Linked DNA regions of Homo sapiens: region 1 is linked to region 2. The links are chromatin contacts, found by Hi-C or POLR2A ChIA-PET in ENCODE. All regions are on one chromosome and are shown on one strand. Each heading gives the region's core, a stretch centred on a gene start or an enhancer-like site at or near the end of the contact. The rest is flanking DNA. Distances are from core to core; before and after follow the strand shown.

Region 1 (5,793 bases), core at 548-3,047, 180 kb before region 2:
TTTAGCCATAAGTATTTAACCTGCTGTAAGCAGAGCTGAGCCTTTGGTTTGGAAACCTTATAGCCACAAGTGGCAAGGAAGTTTAAAAGCGCTTGGGTGGCTTGATGGCACAAGATTTCTGAACGGGCAGCTAGAAGTAAATTATCCACGTACTGAAGGACAAGAGTGTCCAGGTATGAGAATTGGCTCAAGTCTTGGGCTAATGCCTGGCCAAATAGATGGGGGCTATCCTTGAACCCTTGGGGTAAAACAGTCCAGGTGAGTTGAGACATTGGATTTGAAGGATCTTCAAAGGCAAACAAGAACTGAGAGTCAGGATGCACAGCGATGCAGAAAAAGGCAGCCTTAAAGTCCAGGACTGTAAACCACTCTATTTCCTCTGGTATTTGGGAAAGCAGAGTATAAGGGTTAGGTACAGCTGGGTATGGAGTGACAACGGCCTCACTGATAATCCTGAGATCTTGCACTAACCTCCACTGTCTGATGGGTTTCTGTACTCCTAAATTTGGAGTATTGCAGGGGCTATTGCATGCTTTTACTAGGCCTTGGGCTTTTAGGTCCTTAAAAATCTTTTGGAGTCATTGTTGGGGCTCGGGTCTAAGGGGGTACTGCTTTTGTTAGGGAAAGGAGGCGGAATCCTTTAGTTTAACTTGAACAGGATGGGCATTCTTTGCTCGTCCATATTGTCCTTCTGTTGCCCAGACTTCAGGATTAATTCCTTCCTCAAGCAGGGGACAGCAAATGTGTGTTCCTTCTCCTATGTTCAGGGGTATAATGGCCCCTGCTTTTGCTAGAATGTCTCTCCCTAACAAGGGAGTGGGGCTTTCAGGCATAATTAGAAAAGCATGTGAAAAGAGTAAAGTTCCCCAGTCACAACTTAGTGGCTGGGAGAAGTATCTAGTGACTGCCTGTCCTAGGACCCCTCAGATAGTGACAGATCTGGAGGACAGTTGTCTGGGATAGGAGAGTAAGACTGAGAAGGCTGTGCCAGCGTCCAGGAGACAGTTAACCTCCTGGCCCTCAATGGTCAAGCATATCTGGGACACTGTGAGGGTGATGGGCTGGCGTTTGCCCCGGGGAACCCTCAGTCCTGCTGCTGGATCATCTGGTTAGTGGCTTCTGACTCAGAAGACCTTTGTCCCCTGGGGCAGTGGGCCTTCCAGTGATTCCCTTGACATAAAGGGCATGGAAGAGGGGGCGGCTTATTTCTATCTGGACAACCTTTTTTTTTTTCTTTTTTTTTTTTTTTTTTTGAGACGGAGTCTCGCTCTGTCGCCCAGGCTGGAGTGCAGTGGCGGGATCTCGGCTCACTGTAAGCTCCGCCTCCCGGGTTCACGCCATTCTCCTGCCTCAGCCTCCCAAGTAGCTGGGACTACAGGCGCCCGCCACTACGCCCGGCTAATTTTTTGTATTTTTAGTACAGACGGGGTTTCACCGTTTTAGCCGAGATGGTCTCGATCTCCTGACCTCGTGATCCGCCCGCCTCGGCCTCCCAAAGTGCTGGGATTACAGGCGTGAGCCACCACGCCCGGCCTGGACAACCTTTTTTAAAGTGTCCTTGTAGACCGCACTGGAAGCAAGCCCTATTAGGCATTTGATTTGTCTGGGCACTAGGGATTTAAAGGTGTCTAAAAAGGGCGAACTTTAGCAACATTGAAAGTGAGCTTAATAGTTCTGTTTTAAAAGTGCTTACTCATTTTCTCATGTAAGCTTTCACTTTCTTAAGTTTTCTTTAACTGTCAGGAAATAAATGAGACAGCATTCTGAGAAGGATCTAGAGGTGCCACCACGAACATTCTGAAGGAGGCTGATAGAGCGGACAACCCACCAAGTCTGGGAGTTGACTTGACAGCCCTGCCCACGAGAAGCTGGCTAAGACAGCACAGTAGAAATGTGGCCTGAAGATTGGGGCACAAACACAGCACAAATCTATCATAACCGAGTCTTAAATTTGCTTTACATGTGAAAACCATATACTCACACACCAACAAGAACTCACCCCAGCTGGCCTAAGCTAAGGAATCTACAGTCCTTGGAAAAAGAACAAGTCAGAAGAAAGAACTTCAGGATCCTTCCAGCTGTTTCCCATGATTTATCATTCTTACAGTGTAGCCGCTTCAAAATACTTTTTTAACTTCATGCTATGAATTCCAAACACATTTAAGGTTAACCTCTGTCTTTGGTGTGATATAAGACCACTTATGCCACTCTGCTTTTTCTTGGTTGGCTTTTACATTTCCTTTCATGCATGCCCTGTTTTCCAGTAAAGTAACCCTATCCCAGGGCCTTTGACTAGCTCTACTTTTGAATCAACTAATATTTGCTGTTTCCACGTGGCAGGTGTGACCTTAGGCCAGGTGCTATGAGTTAAACAAAGATGAATGAGACTTGGACCCTGCCCTTAAATATTCAAACCAGCTAAGGGTTGGTGGTTAAACTCTGGACTCAGACAGACCTGGGGTGGAATTCCGGCTTCTCTACCTACCAGCTTGGGCAAGTTATTTACATTCTTCTAAATTCCCCCCTTTTTTTCCCCCACAACTGGGCATGATATTATCTACCTCATAGGCTTGCCATGAGGATTAATTAAATAATAAAGTGCAGTGCCACATAGTAAGCAAATAATTTAGCCTTCTCATTATTCCTATTATCATTATTTCCATGGGGAAGAGGATGTTTGGACTTTTCCTTCTGAACCCTCCCTCCCTTTTTTCATTCAACCTCTTAACTGCACAGAACTCTTCTGTTTTCTTTTAAGAGAAGAGGGAAAGCCATTCTGATGAAGATCTGAGATGTGAATATAACCTTGACTGCAGATGGACGGAGACAATAGGAAATTATGTCATACCTCTATTTAATCCACGTTGGTCCTGGTTTCATCTTCTCATTTCTGACCTTTGAGAAACATTTGTTGTAGAAAAGGACAAATAACATGATTACGTCGCTGATGATTAGTCTCTAGGCATTCACTCAATAAATATTTATTCTGTAGTTTCTGGGTGCCAGGCCCTGATTCAGTGCTAGAAACAGAGTGGTGGACATGGCAGCCACAGCCTCTAACCTCATGGAACACATAGCCCAGCAGATGGCAAGCACGTGCCCAAGGGAAAGAGGAAAGTCCTGGAGGTGAATGTGGGGGAGCTTTGCCTAATCCATCAGGCACACCATGACCTTCTATCATAGTGGAAGTCCCATGTGCATGGTGAGTCACCTGTGCATGGTGGCAACTCTTTATTTGCCCAAACTGGAAACTCAGGGTGAAATAAACAGCTGAAAGATTGCAGATCTATACAAGGGATTAAATAGTAGAATATTGAAGTCCATTGATATCATCGATTTTAAATTGAAAAAGAATTACAAAAGAATGTGGGTTAAGAGATGGTTTAAACCTCTCCAAGCTATTTTACCGCTAGAAATGTTAACACAAAAAAATATAATAATCTGATAATGGAGGATAATCGCTGATATTTCCTGTGCCTTCCTCCAATCCTCAGGATGACACTGGAAAGTAAACTATGAATTTGGATTCAAAATAATGTGGTATGGTTGGAGAGCATCAACTTCATCAACTGGATACAATGGCTGGAGATGCTCTGAATTTTCAGTTAGCAGGGCTCAGCTGGTCTCCATGAAAATGGTAGTTCCATTGGTCACAGTGTCTACAGTGATTTCATGTAAAAATTGCATCCCATTGCCTAGCCATCTGGCAAGGATCTGATTGCTGTCCCTTGAGATTCAGGAAGTTATGATGGTAAACTCACAGCTGAACATGGCTGGAGTAGAGATGGGGGACTGAGGCCTGGTATTACACCCATCTTCCAAATGGAATGAGTCCGGTGCTGGGTCAGGTCCCAGTTGACACTCAGAGAGCATGGCAGGCTGGTCAGCGATGCGACAGCTCACGAGAGTGAAACCGCACCACACAGAAGTAACAGGGACTCTTTGAGCTCATTTCCCTTCCTTCCATTGTGCAAGGAACTTGGCAGGCACCGCTGTGTGGGCCACAGTGGACACTCAGCAAAACAGCACGCGTTTGGCTTCTAAAACTCACTCTGCCAGCTCCTGACTTATGAGGGTGGTGGCAAAAGACCTGCTCTCTCTCAGCTTCTGTATCCATATCCCTAAAATGAGGGGGTTGTGTTGTACGATGCTGAGGAATGTTAGGATCAGATAAGATGATGAGAAACTCTGTTCCTCCTCTGTGTTCCCAGACACCTTAACCAGAAACCAGGCAGTCATGGGAGATGCCTCACTCCTTGTTTCTCCCCTCCTATTATTTCTACCTCCTAAACCCATCCCTTCCTCTTCTTCCCAATTGTCCCCCCTTATGTCAGGCTGTCCTGTTGTCTCACCTGGATAAACAGATTCCCAGTGTCTCACTTCACCCTCCTTTCCTGCGTCTGCCCCATTCACTCGCACTGTCTCCTCACGCCACCATGAAATAGTGAGAATGCATTCTGTCTTTTCTCTCTGCATCACCAGTGTCAAGCACAGTCATATGGAATAAGCTCCCCTCAAAATGTTTGATGGATGAATAACTAGGTAGAGGGATGAATTAATTAAACCTTCTGTGCAAGTACCATTTTTATAAGATAGTGTCTGAATGTGAGCTGCTATTCTCTGCAGTTCAATAAGCATAAATATTTGTTATAGATTTGGCACTGTGCTAGGTACTGGAGATGTGAAGATGAGTTAGATACAGTTCCTGACATTCGATTACCACCCAGTGAGCAAGACGGGCTGTATTAGTTAGGGTTCTCTAGAGAAACAGAGCCAACAGGATAGACAGATTGATAGGTAGATAGGGATTTATTTTAAGGAATTTTCTTGTGCAATTTTGGGGGAAGGCAAGTCAAAATTTGCGGAGATCAGCAGGCTAGAGACTCAGAGAAGAACTGATGTTGCAGTTCTAGTCTGAAGACAGACCGGAGGCAGAGGTCCCCCCTCCTTAGGGGACCTCAGATTTTTTTCTTTTTTTCTTTTTAAGGCCTTCAACTGATTAGCTGAAACCCACCATCATTATGGAGACTAATCTGCTTTGCTTAGTCTGCTGATTGAACTATTAGTCATATCTAAAAAATACCTTCACAGCCATTTCTAGACTGCTATTGGCCTAACATCTGAGCACCATAGCCTAGCCAAGTTGACACACAAAAACTGTCACACAGATGATGATAACACAATGCCTGCTATTGCATTTCTGCAAAGTAAACTAGATCTTTCTTTTATGAGAAGTTCTCTATACACTTTGGCATTCCAAAGCTAACATTTGTGAACTGCTTTCTCTGTAAATGCCATGCACTCTACAGGGTGCATTCATAAGCATGGCTTCCATCCCTACAACAATCTGTGATGTGGGTATTGTTCTTGCCTTTTACAAGTGAAAGAGGTCCAAGTAACATGCATGAGGTTCCACTGCTGATAGTGTAGTGGAGCTGAGATTTGAGTCCAAGCCTCTGCACTACTCCAAGTTCAATAATCTTTGCTGTACATCATGATACTTTAAACAAACATATTTAGCTTGAAGCTTAGCTTTTCCTAAAAGAAGCACTTCTTTAGCCAGGAATACTGTAGTATCACTAGATTTTGTAACAGGAATCATTTTCCCCCCCACCAAGCCCCACCACACACATACACACAAGGATGTGAATCAGTGCTCCCAGCTCATTTCCTATTGGCTATGAAGCTGGGAGAGGACCATGATTGGCCACAATCTTATTGGGTCATATTGATTCAATAAGATGAAAAGGGAGCTTCCCAAATATCACTATTATGACTGAGTTTTTGTCACAC
Region 2 (5,671 bases), core at 912-3,411:
AGAGAAAGAAGGAATACTCCACAGCTCATTCTATGAATTCAATATGACCTCGCTATCAAAATTAGACAAGAATGGAATAAGAAAGGAAAATTACAAGCCAAACTAGGCCATCGATGTATATATACAGGCCCAAATCAACCATCAAGTTTTTTTTTTTCAACATAAAAGAAACAAACTCTTGGAAAACCAAGTCTAACTGTGTTTAGAAAGATAATACACTAAGAGCTAGCTGTCTTCATCCTACAAGAACAATTTATCATAAATAATAGTTTCGTACTGGCATAAGAACAGACAAATTTTCAGTGGAATAGAATGGAGAGGCCAGTTAACAGGGTGTAGATGACATCTCAACAGTCTTGACTTGGATTTCCTTGCTCACCAGTGAGACTATCACTTCATATGACACATTTATACATGGAAATTTGTCACATGATGGGGGTGACATAGTTGAGCAGTAGAGAAAGGAAGGAATCTTTAAAAAGTACAGTTGGAAAACTGATTATAAATATAGATAAAATTGAATTTGGATTCCTAGCTCCTAGTCTGCTTAAAAATCAATTACAGACAGAGTAAGGAATTTATATGTCAAAAACAAAACTTTATGAGAGGAATATATATGGGTAAATAGTTTTCTGACTTGAGAATAGAAAAGAATTCCTTAAACAAGACCAAATATGATATCCTAAAAGAACATATTGACAAATGCGTTGAACAACTACACTACACTCCAGGTCCTCCCTCCAAAATCCTAAACCCAAATCTCATCACGTTTTTCAGTGAAATAAAAATACCTTCTGTTTCCAGCAAGCATCCTCCATAAAAGGCTTTGAAGTTATTAATATAATTAGCAAAAAATTCAGTACAGTATCTATTTTTAAACAGCGGTATTAAATTATAAGAACTATTTGTCCATTTACCCTAGTTCCTTGGAAGGCCGTGCGGAAGAATCAAATGCGCAAAGGTTAAAGCCCACAATTTTCTTCTTGAAGTAAATGGTAGCATTGTTAAGAAACGACCGAGGCCAATTTTCCTTTTTAACAGTGAGAACAACTTGTAACTAGAAGTCAGAATCTCTATTCAAGTATTTTACACAGTTCTTCTGTGAATTGCATATAGTGGATAGGATCATATTGATCTGTGATGTCAAAATCCAGTGCAGAGGCTTCACAGAGGAAGTAAAAGGAGATAAGATGACTACTCACCACTGCTCTGGGCACCAAGGCCCAACCTCTCCTCCTCAGAGGAGGGCAGTTGTCCAGGTACCTTTTAGCCCCAGCTCACATCTGAGGCTCATTATTCCTGGGTGAGAAAGCAGCTTTGGGGCACTTTCTAGAATGCTCTATCATGTGCTAGAGAATGATAATGGTGAATTCCACAGAGAGTTGTGCTTGGAGGATTCCTTCATTCTCAGCTGGGAGAGACAACCACCCCCGGTAGTTGGCTTTAAAATTTTTTTTTATCTATCTATCTATCATCTATCTATCTATCGATATTTTCACCATGTAGCCCAGGCTGGTCTTGAACTCCTGAGTTCAAGAAATTGGCCCGCCTCGGCCTCCCAAATTGTTGGCATGAGCCACCGCACCTGGCCCCAGGTAGTATTTTTACACTTGTATTGTCCAAGTTTTAGCATGAAGTGTTGCTTTTTCTCTGGTGGTCTGGAAGAGTTCACCCTGCCTGTTAGTGTGAATTTTACCTGCTAGAAGTGTGTCTCCAACAGACATCATCCTGAGAATGTCAGTGGGGGACTCAAAAACGAGGGGGCATCTCCTTGCCAATGGGGCATCTCATAGTCGTCAATGCCACTAGCGGTTAACAGGAGTACCTCTGGATGTGCATGCTGTTTTAGGTAGGCCTTTTCGGGTTTTGAAAACTCACAAAGCAAGTGAGGGGACTGGAAATTGAATTTATTCTTAGATCCTTGTCTCAGAAATGTAAGCACAGGGCAAGAAAGTCAGCACAGTGCCCTGGAGTCCTATCTGATCTCCGGGTTTTGGGGGCACCTTCCAGAAGGTACAGGTGCCACAAATACCCCTGCAAGACTCAGTGGAAAAACTCTCACCACTATTCTTATGCCCAAGGGGCCACGCTGTGAGTGTCTGCATCTCCTCAACCACACAGGTCTTCTCATTGCATGCCTAGATAAGGCAGTTACATTGAAACTATTGCATCACCTTGCTGCAGTCATGTATGATTAACTAGATATGCTGGAAAGAGAGAGGAAGGAGGCTGGTTACCGAGTTTAAGGAGTGTCATTTATGGTAAAACACATTTTTCCTATAATAAAATCAATCATAGGTGGTGGCAATTGCTACAACATGCTTTAGTATTGGTTTGATTTCTCCATTTCTAGATAGTGTTTCCCATTAGGTTGTTTTTTTTTTTTTTTTTTAATCAGCCTCAAAGAAACCTTAAAATAAAGTTGTGACTGAGGGCGGGTGAAGGGGACATGGAGTATGATAGTCACTTTTGTTCCAGTGTTAATTTTCAAAAACTCCGGATGTCTAATATTGAAAGCCAGTCCAGAGCGCTCAGTGTTAAAGAACTCGCTCCCTACCCGCCCCCCCGCCACCCCAACTGCGGGGCTGAATCACACGAGGAAGGAAAGTCTGGCTCACTGCTTTATTAATTCACTACTGTGATTTCTTTCTCTGTTACTAAAGGGGACTGGGCGGGGGGTGGTAAATTGAGTGGGCAGCCAGGAAATGTGATATTTTTCTTGGTTCCTTGTGATTGGAGGAAATTCTGTCTTCTCCTTTTGGTTCAAAAGTTTTAGCAACATAACCTTTGGTTTTGTTTTGTTTTTCTGTGAAGTAATTTGACTTTTCAGTGGAAGCTACCCCAAGCCCACCTCTCTGGGGTTGTAAAACCCGCTCGCTTTGATACAATTTCATTAAATGAAGTCATCCAGATGGTGAGCCCATATAAAACCCTGACCTTCAAAGGTCTCTGCCTGTCTCTAGGTCCTTGGGTAATTTGAAGTGTCACTTCTTGGCCATGTCTGCTCAGACCTGTCACCTTAAATCTCCTCTTTGAACTTTATCTTACTTTTCTCCTTAATCTTCTTTTGATGGGAGGTGAACATTAATAGGAATGATCTTCAATGCCGGTTCTCTGAAGACCCGTAGTAATTGTTAGTAATCAAGCCTGATGTGATGGACAAAATACACATTATGTGTAAATGTCCCATGCAAAATGTGAGAAAGTTTAGATGATGTACAGCAGTTATTTTTAGTCCTTCGAATAAAACATACTCCTCACATACATACTCCTCACATTCGAGAGCAATATTATAAATAATGCAGCATTCATTTAATATAACCTCAGTATGTTTCATTTCAAAAGACCAACTGTAATTTCTATTTCTGTTTATTTTTAAAGAACTCTTCACTACTGTAATATTATATTTTAATAATAATAACAATGACCTGTATATATTACATACTTAATATATGACAGTCCATAAGCTAGGGTTTATAAAAATATATATGATCAAATTTCATCCTAACAATACATTATGTGTTAAGTATTATCCCCATTTGACAAACAAGAAAACTGGGTCTCAGAAATGTGCACAGTCATGTTTAAAAATCCTAACTCTCTATCTCAAAAACCCATCCTATGGTGTCTCTAAGAGAAATGTGTAGACTGCTCAAACTGGTTCTAATAAAGTTTTCCCTCATTTTGAATGTTTCTGTTCAGTAACGAAAAACTGTAAATAAATAATACAAAAAGCATATTTATAACCTAAGTATAAGGCCTAAGAATAATAATAAAATGGATACTTGCATACCCACCACTGAGCTTAAGAAATCAGACATTAGCAACACCTTTGAAGCCTTGTGTACCTTTCTCCCAATCTATTCATCTTCCCCAATCCAGAGACATGGTTTAGTGCATGTGAGTGAGCCACCTCCCCAGTTAGAAAGTAGGCTTCTTGAGAAAAAAACTGGGTTTATTATTTCTTCATTTTTCTTTTTAGTTTTACCACATAGGCATTTATCCCTAAACACTGTACTATTTGATTTTGCTTGGCTTTGAACTTTATATAATTATTCTTTTGTAACTTGCTCTTTTAATTCAGTACCACCTACGTTGATGACTATAGTGTATAGTTCTTAATCTTCACTGCTATACAGTAGTCAACTGTATGACTATACCACACTTATTTACCTATTATCTCATTTGCCTGGATCTGTGTCGCTTCAGGTTTTTGCTGTTACAAATCAAATAGATATTCTTGTCCAAGTCTCCTGGTACACACATGCTAAAATTTCTTTTGGGTATATATCCAGGAATAAAATGCAGATTGAAGGGTGTGTGAAGTTCAGTCTTACATAACCGTGTCAATTACTTTTTTTATATTTTGAAAAAAAATTTTCCCATCGTTTTTCTACTGTTCTGTTTGCTGCTCATTTTCTTACTAATTTGTGGGCTGCCTTTATATATTTTTATTACTCTTTTTGTTGGCATACATGTTGCAAATATCTTCTCCAAATTTTCAGCTGACTTCTCAGAGAAAGTCTTAAGTTTAAACATTGTCAAATTTTAATTTTTTTCCTTTATGAGTAAAAACCTTATTTAAGAAATCTTTTTATTTCCAGAGGTGTTATTCATCTGAAATGTTTTGTTTTGGTTTACATATTTAAATGTTTAATGTCTCTGAAATTGATTTAGGGATATGGTAAGAATAGGCAGGAATCTGATTTTATTTTTTCCATGAATTCAGGGGAGCCACAGTCTGAAACCAGACCACGTGGGCTCTATAGTTAAAATATTACAATCTTCTCCATAACATTCTTGCTCCTCTCTTGAAAAAGGTTTTTCTATGTATCTTATGTTTTTAACTGCTTTTGTGACTATTGTCTTTTTTTTTTCAATTTGGTTTCCTTTTCTAACTTGTTTGCTTTTGTGACTGCTGCCTTTAAAAAATATATTTTTTGGTTTCTTTTTCTTTCCTTTTTTTTTTTAAAGAGATAGGGTCTCGCCATATTGATCAGGTCAAACCTCTGAACTCAAGCCATCCTTCTGCCTCAGCCTCCCAAGTAGCTGAGATTATAGGCTGGTTTCTTTTTTTAACTTGTTTGCTGTTATATAAAAATGCAATTGACTTTTATATAAATATTTGTGTTTTAATATCTATGGATTCTTTTGGGTTCTTCATAAACACAATTATATCATCTGATGGGTGACTGTCAAGATGTGTGTGTGTGTGTGTGTGTGTGTGTTGAAAGATACATTAAAGACCCAAACAGTGTTCATTATTGTTATTTTACCACTTAAAAATCAATTTTATTTTATATATTTATTTCATTTCTCTGTCAATATATATAAATTTTGATCTGTTTTCTCATTTAAGTAATATTTATTTGTTCAGAAAACTTAGAGAATAGACATAAGAAAATCAAAATGCCCATAATCCCATCACACAATTAATTAGAATTCAATAACATAGTTTTAAATTACTTACCATGTGATCTAAATGCACTACTTATTTCCTATTTTCAAAGATTTTGCTTTCTGGTGAATAACTACTGTAAATGTTTTGATATTATACTCATTTAGGCTTTTTAAAATAATAAATACATATTTTTAACACAAACAGGTCATATTGTACATGCAGTTATGCAACCTAATATTTTTCACAAACGATATATGTAACCATTTCTTT

Evidence for each region. A loop is a pair of places that touch in the nucleus more often than their neighbours do. ChIA-PET counts read pairs that join two places held with the same protein, here RNA polymerase II (POLR2A). Pooled maps may share reads with other maps.
Region 1: a loop to region 2 is called in a pooled map, with 2.3 times the contacts of the local background. The contact joins two enhancer-like sites. A Hi-C loop is called at or near these places in 6 of 50 pooled maps. POLR2A ChIA-PET finds 5 or more read pairs at or near these places in 4 of 52 experiments (HepG2, OCI-LY7, Panc1 and 1 more).

The regions. Positions count from the first base shown.
Region 1 is chr6:137,721,099-137,726,891 of GRCh38, forward strand. No RefSeq gene overlaps it. Among named protein-coding and RNA genes, the nearest start is that of LINC02539, 15 kb to the right of the region's middle. Within about 2 kb of position 1,798, at least 3 of the 41 ENCODE cell types and tissues checked have a DNase peak (open chromatin) inside an H3K27ac peak, as active enhancers do.
Region 2 is chr6:137,902,535-137,908,205 of GRCh38, forward strand. No RefSeq gene overlaps it. Among named protein-coding and RNA genes, the nearest start is that of WAKMAR2, 37 kb to the left of the region's middle. RefSeq lists enhancers at 2,576-2,625, 2,806-2,895. Within about 2 kb of position 2,162, at least 4 of the 41 ENCODE cell types and tissues checked have a DNase peak (open chromatin) inside an H3K27ac peak, as active enhancers do.